2 separate regions of the Homo sapiens genome follow, and region 2 is linked to region 1. Evidence: chromatin contacts called from ENCODE Hi-C or POLR2A ChIA-PET data. All regions are on one chromosome and are shown on one strand. Each heading gives the region's core, a stretch centred on a gene start or an enhancer-like site at or near the end of the contact. The rest is flanking DNA. Distances are from core to core; before and after follow the strand shown. Region 1 overlaps IGFL3 (IGF like family member 3). Region 2 holds the start of PNMA8C (PNMA family member 8C).

Region 1 (7,135 bases), core at 4,307-6,806:
GCCACCACTATAGTGGTGCCTGGAACTTTCTAAGCGCTGAAAAATGTACATGTTCCATCAAATATGTATCTTGAAATGCAAATAAATTATTTTAAAAAGGGCTACAAGTTGGATATGAATTAAAAATAAACCTAAGGCTTCTTAAGTTTATTTTTTAATTTTTTAATTTAAATTGACAAATTATAGTTGTATTTATGGGGTACAGCATGACTGATGAATTCAATGTGGAATAATTAAACTCAAGGAAATTAACATATCTATTACCTTCAATATTTCTCATTTTTCTGTGGTAAGAACACTTGAAATTTACTCTCTTAATAGTTTTGAAATATACATTTTTTTACTATATGCATCATGCTATGCAATAACCAAATTATAGAAGTTTATAATATCTGTATCTCCTTGGTAAATTTCTCATTCATATCCCAAACTGAATTTCTGATATCTCTGTATTGGTTTTCAGATTTCTATTGCATTGCATTTTCTTTAAGATCAATATTTTTAATTCTTTATCTGGCATTTTGAGGAATTCTTTGTTATTGGGATCTGTTGCTGGAAAATTGTTATGATCTTTCATGTGGTGTCCTATCTTCCTGCTTTTTCATGGTGACTGTGTCCTTCTGTTGATATCTACACATCTGGTGTAGCAGTCAAGTCTGTTAAAGTCAAGTTTGTTAAAATTGCTTTTGTAGGGGATAATTTTTTCCTGAGAATATATGTTGTTAAGACACTTTGATTTGGGGCACTGTGATAGGAACAGGAGGCACGTCCTGTACCCATAAAAACCCCAGGCTCCACTGGCAGACGGCAGACAAGGGGAGAAGAGACGAAGCAGCTGGACATCGGAGACTACAGTTGAACTTCGGAGAGAAGCAACTTGACTTCAGAGGGATGGCTCAATGACATAGCTTTGGAGAGGAGCCCAGCTGGGGATGGCCAGACTTCAGGGGAAGAATGCCTTCCTGCTTCATCCCCTTTCCAGCTCCCCTTCCCGCTGAGAGCCACTTTCATCGGCAATAAAATCCCCCACATTTACCATCTTCAATTCGTTCATGCAACCTGATTCTTCCTGGACACTGAGCAGGAGCTCAGGATACAGAGGGCTGTCACACCGAGCTGTTCAACACCTAAGCCATTCATGGATGGCAGAGCCAAAAGAGCACTGACTGTAACACTCCCTCTGAGGCTTCATGAGTTGTGGGCATCCCCCAGATGCTGCTGCAGGGCCAGTACACAGTTGTGCTCCTGCCAGTGCCCAAAACACACCTACCCGGGCTCCTGCATCCCCTTGCCGGCAAGCTGCACCCCCACCCCACCCCACCCACTGGTGAGCAATTGAGCACTACAGGCTGAGCGAGTGAGGCACCTCTGTCACAAGTCTTGTGAAGGGGTTAGGGAAATTATCCCAATTGACCTGCAGTAGAGTGGTCTTTGCATGACTTCTTTGGCAGTATTCAGGGTCAGTGGTATCTGTGATTTCCTCAGTGGCTTAAGCTACAGCTATTAGTTGAGGTTGTAGTAAAGTTTAACTGGGAACTTGGACGTCAACTAAGCCAGTCTTTGGCCCCAGTAGTAGCAGCAGTGGGATGAGAATGACTGTTTTTAGGCCCCAGAGCAGCATACCCTGGCTCCAGTCAGTAGGTTCTAGGGGCTGATTCTTGGGCCTCCAGATGTCTGGCTTAGAAGCTTGCAGTGGGAACGATGATCCCTGTGTGTGGGCAGGTTCTCAGACCTCTGGGCAGCTGGTGTGGCATGGGAGATAGCAGTAGCAGTGGTAGAACAGCTCACTGGGACCCAAGCCCTCCATGTTGGTGTTACAAGAAGATGCGATCAGTTGGCAGGCTTGTCCCCAGTCCCACAGTCACTTGTAGTACTGCAGTGGTCACTGTCCTAAGTGTGGTGTACCCTGGAGAGCTTGGACTACCCTGTTTGGTAAGAGAGCTTAGTCTACCCTGTTCCTCTCCCAGCAGGGTGTGGAACTCATCACCTCAAACTCACCTGGAGGGCGGGGCACAGCCAAGTGTTAAACTCTCAAAATGGTGCCAGCTGTGGGCTTGTGACCAGACAAAACAGAGATCCCTCCCAGAAAAGCATCATCCCATAGCAGGGTGTTGAGTATTATCTTGAGTATGTATAAGGGAGTCTGGACTCCCTGTCCCTCCTAAACCGGGCCACAGCTGCAGCCATGTCAACTCAAACTGAGGCCAAGGGCAGGGCACAGCCTGAACTTAAACTATGGAAACTGCACCTTGGGCCTGCAACCAGAGAGGCTGAGGTCCCTCGCAGGCAAGCAGCATGGGCAAGAAGCTATGGGGAATGCAGTCTGCTCACGTGTAAGTCTCAACTTCAGCCTTCAGCAGGGAGGCAGTAACTCTCCCAGGGGTGCATGGGAGTGCCTGGTCTCCCCTCTGCCTCCTTGCAGCAGTAAAGTGGCAGCAGCTGTCTGTAGATACCTGATGTCTGGGCTCTCAAAATGGTGCCCATCTGAGGCTGCCCAGGGTTCAGATGCCTGTGGGAGTGTGTGGGGGTTCCCTTTCTGGAGCAACATCTTTGGGCAGCTTCATATGTCAGGCCGGAGGCCCTAATGAGTCCGGGGTTTCTCCCACAGCCAAGATTATAAAAGCCTGTCTAGGAGTGTGGAGCCCAGGGGCTTTCTCTCTTACTGCTTCCCCACACATTCCAGGAGCCTCTCCCAGCTCAGTCAATCCCAGGTGGGCAAGCTGCCTCAAACCCTTTTCTTACTTCTGGTGCTTCCCATCTCTTCTCTGGTGAACCTCAGCATTCTCTCCTAGACCATTTGTTTGAAATGTGAGTATCTACTTGCTATTCTGGTTTTCTCTGTGGGGGAGACAAACATACCTGCATCTATTCAGCCGTTATGATTCATCTCCAAAGTCTATTCCAATTTATAGAAGTTTGAAAGGCTGCCTCTAGACTATCGGTGGTTTAATGTTAAAGACATTTATGAACACTAAACTTCTCTTTAAAATTTTTTATTGTTTTAATTGCCTCCTGTTTACCTTGTTTATAAGAAAAGGATGCCCACCCTAGGGCTGTGGGGATGGCAAAACACAGGACGTTAATTCTGGGTGGATAAAATCAACAGTAGATTATTAGCCCCACGTATGCTCACAGCCTGAGGGAGGACACTGCATGCTAAGTATGGCCACAAAGGTTGCATTTAGGAGCACCTAACAAGCAGGGGCTAAGGAAGGCAGGCTCTGTAGTGTCAAGAGAGTGAGGTGGTCCCTGGTTCCTGCAGGAAGAAGTGCTATCTCCATTCTGGGGCCTGTAGTCCCAAGCAAGATTCATTTTAAAAATGAACAGATGGTAGTCCGGGCGCGGTGGCTCACACCTGTAATCCCACCACTTTGGGAGGCTAAGGTGGGTGGATCACGAGGTCAAGAGATCGAGGCCATCCTGGCCAACATGGTGAAACCCCGTCTCTACTAAAAATACAAAAAAATTAGCCAGGCTTGATGGCACATGCATGTAGTCCCAGCTACTTGAGAGGCTGACGTGGGAGGATCCCTTGGGCCCAGGAGTTTGAGGCTGCAGTGAGCTATGATTATACCACTGCACTTTAGCCTGGGTGACAGCACAAATTCTGTCTCTAAAAAAATCAAGCAAGCAAGCAAACAAACAAACAAAAAACAACAAAAAAGAAGGGACTGGAAACCACCAATTCAATCAGAAAAAAAAATTGACTTTTAAGAGAATTCTTCTTGGCCTGGTGCAATGACTCACACCTGTAATCCTAGCACTTTGAGAGGCAGAAGTAAAATGATCACTTGAGGCCAGGAGTTCAAGACCAGCCTGGGCAACATAGTGACACCTCATACCTACAAAATATCTACAAAATATAAAAATTTAAAAAGAGAGAAATCTTCCTAACTGCAGCCTCAATTAACCTTTATTCTCTAGGTATACTGAAAAACTTACTGAATAGGCTTAGCTCAATTAAAGCTTAAAATTATTTTAAAAATAAATAATAAAGTACCTTACATAATGAGAAAAAAATAGTCAAAATAAAGCTCAAGATTTTAAGGCTTCATTTTAGAATCAAATCCTTGCCTACTTTTACTCCAATCAATTAAGTTTATGCCAAACCAGTATATAAAATTTTTACTAGTTATTATAATTGCCTAATTTAATATAAGATAAACAAGTTAATTAATTTAACTTGTGTAAGTTGTACAATATAAATAATTTAATATAAGTTAAATTCGAGTGTGAAAAGATTTACTGGCTCTATTAAAACTAAAAATAATAAGCAAGGTAATGGGTATGTTAATTAGCTTGATTTAATCTTTCCACAAAGGTACCACTGTAGGTTGGTATGACTTTCCCAGAACTCCGTTACATGAATTAGAACATCACATTGTATCAAATAAATGCACACAATTATAACTTGTCCATTAAAAAAATACTAATTGGCCCGCTTCAGTAGCAAGCACATGTAATCCCCACAACCCAGGAGGCTGAGGTAGGAGGATTCCTTGGGGCCAGAATTTCGAGACTAGCCTGTGCAACAGAGTGAAACCTCATCTGTAAAAATTTAAAAATTGTTCTAATTAGAATAATACTAATCAAAAATTGCTTTAACTAAAGCAAATGCTTTGGAAAGATTCAATATATCTGAATCAGCAAAGAGACATTGTTCTTATTTGCTAGAGGCAAAGCAATGTATTTTTTTAATTACTAAAATCTAGGATTTCCCAGTCAGACTATTAGGTAAATGTCCTTAAACTCACAGCATTTTTACAGAAAACCACAAGTAGATATTGCCAGCAATGCATTATCAACGGTGTTGCTGCCAGAAAGACAACGAGAGCTCTTTTCTGTAAGCTCACACTCACAGAGAAAATTATTTGGTATGTCTTAAAAGACTGGGAAATGAGGAGATATACCTAATGTAAATTACGAGTTAATGGGTGCAGCACACCAACATGGCACATGTATACATATGTAACAAACCTGCATGTTGTGCACATGTACCCTAGAACTTAAAGTATAATAATAAAAAAAAAGATTGGGAAATGAACAATCCAAAAATAGAATTAACAGTCCCACTTATAACATCAACAAAAGGAAAAATGGACCCATCATCAGTCACCAAGACCTGAGAACAGAGAGTGGCAGCCCCTTCACACAGGCGGCAGAGCAAGGAAGCTGTCAGCCGGCGAGCCTCCTGGAGTATACCTGAGATGGGCAGAACTGGGGACATCAGTTCTCTACAGCAGCCCTGCAATGAGGGGCTGGAGTGGTATAGAAAAAATTCCAACGCTTTTTGCTGGTAAGTGGCTCTACTCATTCATTTATCCCTGTCGCTGGTTCCCTTCTTGAAGCTTGAAAATAATCTGAACTTTCCATGTCAAGAGCAGCTGGCCTCCTCCCATACATTAATTTTCTGTATTGGCTAGGTATTGGCTGCAAACACAAGATTAAATTACACAGAGAGTCGGGTAGTGAAACTGCTCCCACTCAGGCTGAGTCACCAGATTCACCCTGAGGTGAATCTGAATCAGGCTGAGGTTTCTGGGGTTGGCTGTTAGCTTGGGTCTGCATAGCTACCTCTCAGAGAACACACTGGCCACAGCTCCCAAGCTGTAGCTGTTTCTGCCTCCCCTGACCCAGAACTGCTACTTCCCTCAACATTTCCAGTGATTCGCTGCATTTCATTTTGTCTTGTGTTTTCTACTGACGCCGCCTTATTTTTGTTTTATGTGCCTTACCTGATATTTTGGGGGTTATTCACATTTTTAAAATGTATTTTCATTTTCCCTGTAAGAGAGAGCCTGTGTTTCTGGCTTGCAAACCAGGCTGGAGATGGCACCTTCCCCAGAGCTCAGGAATTCTGGGTGAGGATTGAGTGTGGGGAATGTCATGAGATTTAGCCTGCTCCTGTAGGCAAAAGGACCTTTTGAAACACACAAGTGGGGATAGTTAGGTATTTCATACACATAACATAGTTGTGATACGAAAACCAGAGAAAGATAATCACCAAATATTCTAGGACACTGGTCCTCAATATTAGCATGCACAAGAGTCACTAGGGCTATGGATGAACATAGGTGTGATACAAATGCCAGAGAAAGATAATCACCAAATATTCTAGGACACTGGTCCTCAATATTAGTATGCATGAGAGCCACTAGGGCTATGGATGAAAATGCAAATTTCTGGGCCTTACTCCCAGAGATTCTGATTCTGTAAACCTGTGGGGAGTCCAGGAAACTGCATTTTCAAAAAGCACCTGTATTAGTCAATTTTCACACTGCTATGAAGAGCTGCCTGAGACTGGGTAATTTATAAAGAAAAGTGGTTTAATTGGCTCACAGTTCCGCTTGGCTGGGAAGGTCTCTGGAAATTTAAAATCATGGCAGAAGGCAAAGGGGAACCAAGGCGTATCTTACATGGTGGCAGGAGAGAGAGAAGGAGAAAGTGCCACACTTTTTAACCATCAGATCTCAGGAGAACTCACTCACTATCACGAGAAAAGAATGAGGGAAACTGCCCCCATGATCCAATCACCTCCCACCATGTCCCTCCCTAACATGTGGGGTAATTCAAGGTAAGATTTGGGTGGGGACACAGAGCCAAACCATATCAGCACCCATGACTTTAATAAATGGAGTTCGCCAATAACTTCTGTGAAAACAAAGACTAACCAAATAAGAAAGTAAAGGCTATCTATTCTACAACAAAGAAGTCAGCCACCATCACTTCCATTTTGGGAGAGACTCAAAGACCAGCAGAGGAGTAGGAAAGCTTTATAGTGGAAAAGGTATCACCCTTTTTTTCGCATGTTCCCTGATTGGAGGCTGTTGGCATGGGGAAGCTGAGGATAGCTAACTAGATGCACAGCATCCTATGGGATTGGTTTAGGGTACGTATTTGGCTTTCCTACGTTGCTCCTAAGTTAGAAACAGGAACAAAAATTTGGGAAGTTGTCAGTTATTAATAAAGTCCTGGCCATTTGGAGCTGACTGTTACTGGAGTTACTGTTTAGTTTCCTGGATTGTTACCAGAGAAAGTCTGACTTCCTACAAGTGTGACTTACAGCAAGTGGCTTCCTGGGCTGTTTATTGTAGAAAAGTGGGTTGATTTCCTAGGCAGGCTGCTGTAGGTTATG
Region 2 (6,331 bases), core at 2,954-5,453, 310 kb before region 1:
ACTCAACACAAATAGAAAGAATGAATAAGACATACTATTTGATAGCACAACAGGATGACTATTGTTAATAATAATAGTACATTTCAAAATAGCTAAATGAATGTAATTGGATTGTTTGTCACACAAAGGATAAGTTCTTAAGGGGATGGCGACTTCATTCTCCACAATGTGATTATTTCTCATTGCATGCCTGTATCAAATATCTTGTGAACCCCATACATATATACAGCTACCATGTACCCGCACAATTAAAAATTAAAAATTTAAAAATAAACTATATTCGTGATGGCAAAATAATAATAATAATATAGGGATGGCGAGATCTTGTTTAAAAGTTACTGAGGCTGGGCGTGGTGGCTCAGGCCTGTAATCCCAACACTTTGGGAGGCCGAGGTGGGAGAATCACTTGAACTCAGGAGTTTGATACCAGCCTGGGCAACATAGAGAGACCCTTATCTCCAAAAAAAAAAAAAAAAAAAAAAAATTACTAACCAGGGAGCGCTAGGGTTGCTGGAGGAGGGGTGTATCAAAGTTTTTTTTTCTGTGACTAGTATTGGGTTTTAAGTCTCTGTAGGCCAGTCTGCTGGGCAATTTAGAAACTGAACCGGGACAGAGAGGACAAATTGGAACCTACAAGAACAATCTAGGCCAGGTGCGGTGGCTCACTCCTGCAATCCCAGCATTTTTGGAGATTGAGGCAGGCGGATCATTTGAAGTCAGGAGTTCGAGACCAGCCTGGCCAACATGGTGAAACCCCATCTCTATGAAAATACAAAAATTAGCTGGGCATGATGGCGGGTGCCTGTAATCCCAGCTACTCAGGAGGCTGAGGCCGGAGAATCGCTTGAACCCGGGAGGTGGAGGTTGCAGTGAGCAGAGATGGCACCATTGCATTCCAGCCTGAGCAACAGAGCGAGATTCCGTCTCAAAAAAAAAAAAAAAAAAAAAAAAAAATTAGAATCCTTGAAGACAAACTGGAACCCCCGCCCCCAACCAACGTCTCTTTTCCCACCTTCAACCTCAATTCCACGCTTGACCTGCAGGGGAAGCTGGTGCCTTTTGCCCCCACAGAGCTGCTCCGGTGCTGGCCCCAAGTTCACCGACGCTGAAAAGGAGACCGGCAGGAGCAGGTGGAGTCCCAGAGGCTGCCCCAAGCCAATAAGGTGAGCCCACAGACCAGTCATGAAATGCATGAGCCATGTGGCACCCTGTGCAGACCTTCTCACAGCACCAGCCGCTGTGTAAATCTAATGCACATTTCTCTTTTAGACGACTCTAACCAACAGCCACCTGCAGAAAGCTATTCTAGGACACACAAGCCCAGCTTAGCTAAACTGGCACTGAACAAAATCAACATACAGCCCAGAGAGGGAACTGTCATCCAGAAACTTCACGACAGAACAGGAACTAAGCCGCGTGACACAATATGGGACCCCTTTCTCAGGGAACTCCATGGTATTGTATAATGTTAAATCTGTGCGCCCAGGAGTCAGGGTGCTGAGGCGGGAAGTCTAGCTTTGCCATTCACTAGCTGTGTGACCTTAGGTAAGTGAATTAACCTCTCTGATCTTCGGTTTTCCTGACTATAAAACCGGAGGCATCAGGCCGGGCGCGGTGGCTCACGCCTGTAATCCCAGCACTTTGAGAGGCCAAGACGTGCAGATCACGAGGTCAGGAGATCGAGACCATCCTGGCTAACACGGTAAAACCCCGTCTCTACTAAAAATACAAAAAAATTAGCCGGGCCTAGTGGTGGGCGCCTGTAGTCCCAGCTACTCGGGAGGCTGAGGCAGAAGAATGGCGTGAACCCGGGAGGCGGAGCTTGCAGTGAGCCGAGATCGTGCCATTGTACTCTAGCCTGGGCAACAAGAGCAAAACTCCATCTCAGGAAAAAAAAAAATCTAGTATTGATGAGCATGTGGCGAAACTGGATTTTTTTTTTTTACACTGTTTGGTGGGAGAATAAAATGGTACGACCAGTTTGGGAAACTTGTAGAATCTGCTAAGGCATTTGTTCAGGCTTAAAACTAATGGATATGTACATATATGTTCACCAAGAAACATAGACCACGTAATATGTGATTCCATTTATGTAAAATACAAAAACAGGCAAAACTAACCTATGCTGTTGAAAGTCAAGATAGTGGCTTCCCTTAAGAGGATATAGTGATTTGGAGAAAGCACAGGATATCCTCTGGGAATGCTATGATGTTCATTTACTGATTTGGGTGCTGGTTACACCATGTGTTCAGTTAATGGATTTTCATTTATAATTCGTGCACTTCTGACTACGTGTAAAAACAAAGTTTCAGGGGATGTCGGTTTCAGGTGTTGTTTGATCCTGAGGCATATGATGTCTTCCTGACTATGGCCTGGTTTCTGGTTGTTCCCTCAACTCTGCCTTCCTCTAGATGCAAAGTTCATCCTCAAAGTGTTTATTGGCTGGACGCGGTGGTTCATGCCTGTAAGCCCAGCACTTTGGGAGGCCGGGGCAGGTGGATCACTTGAGGTCAGGAGTTTGAGACCAGCCTGGACAACATGGTGAAACCCTGTCTCTACTAAAAACACAAAAAGTTAGCCGGGCGTGGTGGCGGGCGCCTGTAATCTCAGCTGTTTTACAGGCTGGGGCAGGAGAATTGCTTGAACCTGAGAGGTTGAGGTTGCAGTGAGTCGAGATCGCGCCACTGCACTCCAGCCTGGGCGACAGAGCAAGACTCTGTCTGAAAGAAAGAAGGAAAGAAAGAAAAAAGAAGGAAGGAAGGAAGGAAGGAAGGAAGGAAGGAAGGAAGGAAGGAAGAGAGTTTGTCATGCTTCCAAGACAGCCTCCTGTAGCTCCTATACTTAGTCTTTCACGTCTAGGAGGAAAGAGAGAGTCTTCCTCCGCTTACCAGTTGCAGAAATCCTTACCTTCATTCTGACTGGACTTACTGAGTTCACGTGTCTAACCTTTAACCAATCTCAGAGAAGAGGGGCATATTAAGCACTAATTGCTTTTTGTCCAGGTTACCTGGGTGACCATTTCTGAACCAATCACTGTGGGAAGGAGGGTGAGATTATGCTAATTGGTTCAAGCCAATCAGGGCTTATCCCTGGAACTGGGGGTATAAAGGGTGTCGACCTAACCCAAATGTTTTGGCTTTATTAATGGGGACTGGGGAGGAGAGGAATAGACATTGTGGATGTCATCACATGGGGGAGACATTTCTTATTTATTTTTAAACATTTATTTGAAACAACCATAAACCTACAGAAGAGTTGCAAATATAGTATAAAGAATGTTTTCGCGGCCAGGTGCAATGGCTGTGGCCTGTAATCCTAGCATTTTGGGAGGCCGAAGTGGATGGATCACCTGAGGTTGGGAGTTCAAGACCAGCCTGGCCGACATGGTGAAACTACATCTCTACTAAAAATACAAAAATTAGCTGAGCTTGGTGGCACATGCCTGTAATCCCAGCTACTTGGGAAGCTGAGGCAGGAGAATCGCTTGAACTGGGGAGGCAGAGGTTGCAATGAGCCAAGATCGGGCCACTGCACTCTAGCCTGGGCAACAGAGGGAGACTTCATCTCAAAAAAAAAAAAAAAAAAAAAAGAATGTTTTATCCTCTGAAGCATTTTGAGTCTAAATTGTCATATCGCTCTGAATATTATAGTGTGTGTGTGTGTGTGTGTGTGTGTCCTACATGCAAGAACATTCCACTGTAAAGATACATTTGTTCCCTTTGATGAGTATTATATGGGCAGGTACTTTGATAGTTCACATTCTTCACCAAACTTTGCATTCACGTGCTTATATCTACATCAACTCATAGATTCTAATTTTATTCAAGGGGTTATAATCTGTTACTTTCATTTTTAACGTTGATGCTCAAATTGTCCCAGGGTTGGCCAGTGGGAGCATTTCAGGCTGGTTCCTCTGTCTTTCCAGGTGTTCTCATTTTTTTTTTTTAATCACTTCCTTACTTTCTGACCCCAAAAGATGCCCCGGGTGCCTCTTGTACATTCGCTGTCCCCTCACCCCTGGAATCGGCTATTATTCAAAGGAGAATCGCGGGCGCTTCTGAGGGCTGGTGGCCGACCCCTCACCTCCGAATGACCCCCTCAGACTCTTGATTTCAATGCGGCCAGTCGGCCAATGGCAGAGGAGATGGATGCTTCAGCGGTTGCCATGGAGACCGCCAGGCCGCAGAGCGGAAGGAGGCGGTGACGTCACCGCGGGAGCAAGTGCAGCGGCCACATCCTCGTCCTAGTCCGGCGACAGGGCACTGAGTGCAACCTCTGGGCCAGCGGTGAGGGACGCGCCTCCCTGCCTGCCAGGGCCGCGCCTACGACACTCTGTTGGCAGTTGTCCCAGGGAGATCAGCAGTCCCAGATCCGGAGAGACCGTTGGGGCCTGTGAGACCTTCGGAGGCCACGCCAAGAAAGGGGAAGCATCATCTTTAGACCCTCCTTGGTGCAGCCTTGCCCAGGACCCGGGAGCCACGAGTCAGGTGGCAAACACCGCCTTCTGCTTCTCCAGCACGCGTAAGTCCCTGGGAATCTTCGAGCCCACTCAGAGGGAGCCACAGAAGCCCCGACGTTGCACAGCCCTGCAGGCAGGGGCTGGGGGCATCCTTCACTGAGCTGGACGAAGGGGTCCTGGGAGCGGCCTCCGGCCCCTGAGGCCTCACTCTCTCGTAGCCTTTGGGAAGGAATCGCGGCATCCTGGATAATTTCGTGGATTCCCGAGGCAGCTCAGGTGTCCACCAGCGGGCATACTGCTGCCTCAAAGAGTTGGGCAAGATGCTGTTCGGGGTGAAGGACATTGCACTGTTGGAGCACGGGTGCAAGGCCCTGGAGGTGGACAGTTACAAGTCCCTGATGATCCTGGGGATCCCGGAGGACTGCAACCACGAGGAATTCGAAGAGATTATTCGGCTGCCCCTCAAACCTCTAGGCAAGTTCGAAGTGGCTGGGAAGGCCTATCTGGAAGAAGATAAATCCAAGGCGGCCATCATTCAGCTGACGGAGGACATCAATTACGCCGTGGTCCCCAGGGAGATCAAGGGCAAGGGCGGTGTGTGGAGAGTGGTCTACATGCCCCGGAAGCAGGACATTGAATTCCTGACCAAGCTGAACCTCTTTCTGCAGAGCGAGGGCAGGACGGTGGAGGATATGGCCCGGGTCCTGAGGCAGGAACTGTGTCCCCCAGCCACGGGCCCCAGAGAGCTGCCTGCAAGAAAGTGCTCTGTGCCTGGGCTGGGGGAGAAACCGGAGGCTGGGGCCACCGTCCAGATGGACGTGGTGCCACCTCTGGACTCCTCCGAGAAGGAGAGCAAGGCTGGAGTTGGCAAGAGGGGCAAAAGGAAGAACAAGAAAAACCGCCGGCGGCATCACGCCTCAGACAAGAAGCTGTGAGGTGGTGGCATCGGGTGGGCGTGGGGAGTGTCTGAGGGGGTGTGGGTGATGACTGTGGGAGGGTAGGTACCACCTCACTACGTTTAAGGAGTGCGAGTGAGTGTGGGTAATGCAAGGGAGGGTGGGAATGACTCTAGTGAGTGGGTAACTTTGGAGTAAGAATGGGTATCATTTGGATAGCACAGGTAACATCTGACTAGTGCGAAAGAGGTGGATATCTTTATCTGAGTTAACTAACTTGTGGGTTACATCTGAGTGGGTGTGGTTAACGTCTGGGTGCCCGTGGCTCATTTATTCATCTTACAGATATTTATTGCATACCTACTATGTTCCAGGAGCTGGGGATATGGAAGGGAGTAAACTCAATAAAAATCCCTGCCTTCATGGCACTCAGAGTAAGTGGGTAATATTTGAATTACTTGGAGACATCAGAGTGAGCGTAGGTAGCATTTGAGTACATGTGGGTAACAGCTGAATGATCATAAAATCTGGTTGAGTGTGGATTGCTCATTCATCCATGTATCCATGCAACCAACAAAATTTCCTGAGGACCTACAGTGTGCCAGGCACTGGGGATACAGAAGGGGAATAAACAGACCAAAACCTTGCCCGTGACTCTCATAGTAGCTATTTGAGTAGGTGCGGGTAACATTTGGGTTACTTGAATACACGTTAGTGAGTGTGGGTAGCATTAGAGTGTGTGGGTGGCATCCGCGTATAATTGAAAGTAGTTGTGGGTAATATTTGAGAGTGTGCGGGTAACACCTGAATATGTGTATGGGTATCATTTGAGTAGATGAGAGTAATTTCTAAGCGAGGAAGGGTCTCAAAGACCCACAAATATCTTCCGCTACTCGGGAGACCCCGCGGGACCAGCCGCGCAGGCGCAGTCAGAGCCAGAACCTAGCAGCGCGTCCGACCGTTGCTATGGAGACCA

Evidence for each region. A loop is a pair of places that touch in the nucleus more often than their neighbours do. ChIA-PET counts read pairs that join two places held with the same protein, here RNA polymerase II (POLR2A). Pooled maps may share reads with other maps.
Region 2: a loop to region 1 is called in a pooled map, with 10 times the contacts of the local background. The contact joins the promoter of PNMA8C here to the enhancer-like site in region 1. A Hi-C loop is called at or near these places in 4 of 50 pooled maps. POLR2A ChIA-PET finds 5 or more read pairs at or near these places in 2 of 52 experiments (A673 and activated T-cell).

What each region holds. Positions count from the first base shown.
Region 1 is chr19:46,113,977-46,121,111 of GRCh38, reverse strand. It overlaps IGFL3 (IGF like family member 3), which reads left to right. Exons shown (of 4, transcript NM_207393.2): 4 at 755-1,045. The coding sequence ends at 782. It also overlaps a transcript of IGFL2 not described here. Among named protein-coding and RNA genes, the nearest start is that of IGFL3, 7.1 kb to the left of the region's middle. Within about 2 kb of position 5,556, at least 5 of the 41 ENCODE cell types and tissues checked have a DNase peak (open chromatin) inside an H3K27ac peak, as active enhancers do.
Region 2 is chr19:46,426,808-46,433,138 of GRCh38, reverse strand. PNMA8C (PNMA family member 8C) reads left to right here and starts at 4,203. Exons shown (of 1, transcript NM_001386793.1): 1 at 4,203-6,331. The coding sequence starts at 4,780. The coding sequence ends at 5,394. RefSeq lists enhancers at 4,203-4,472, 6,124-6,173, 6,018-6,331.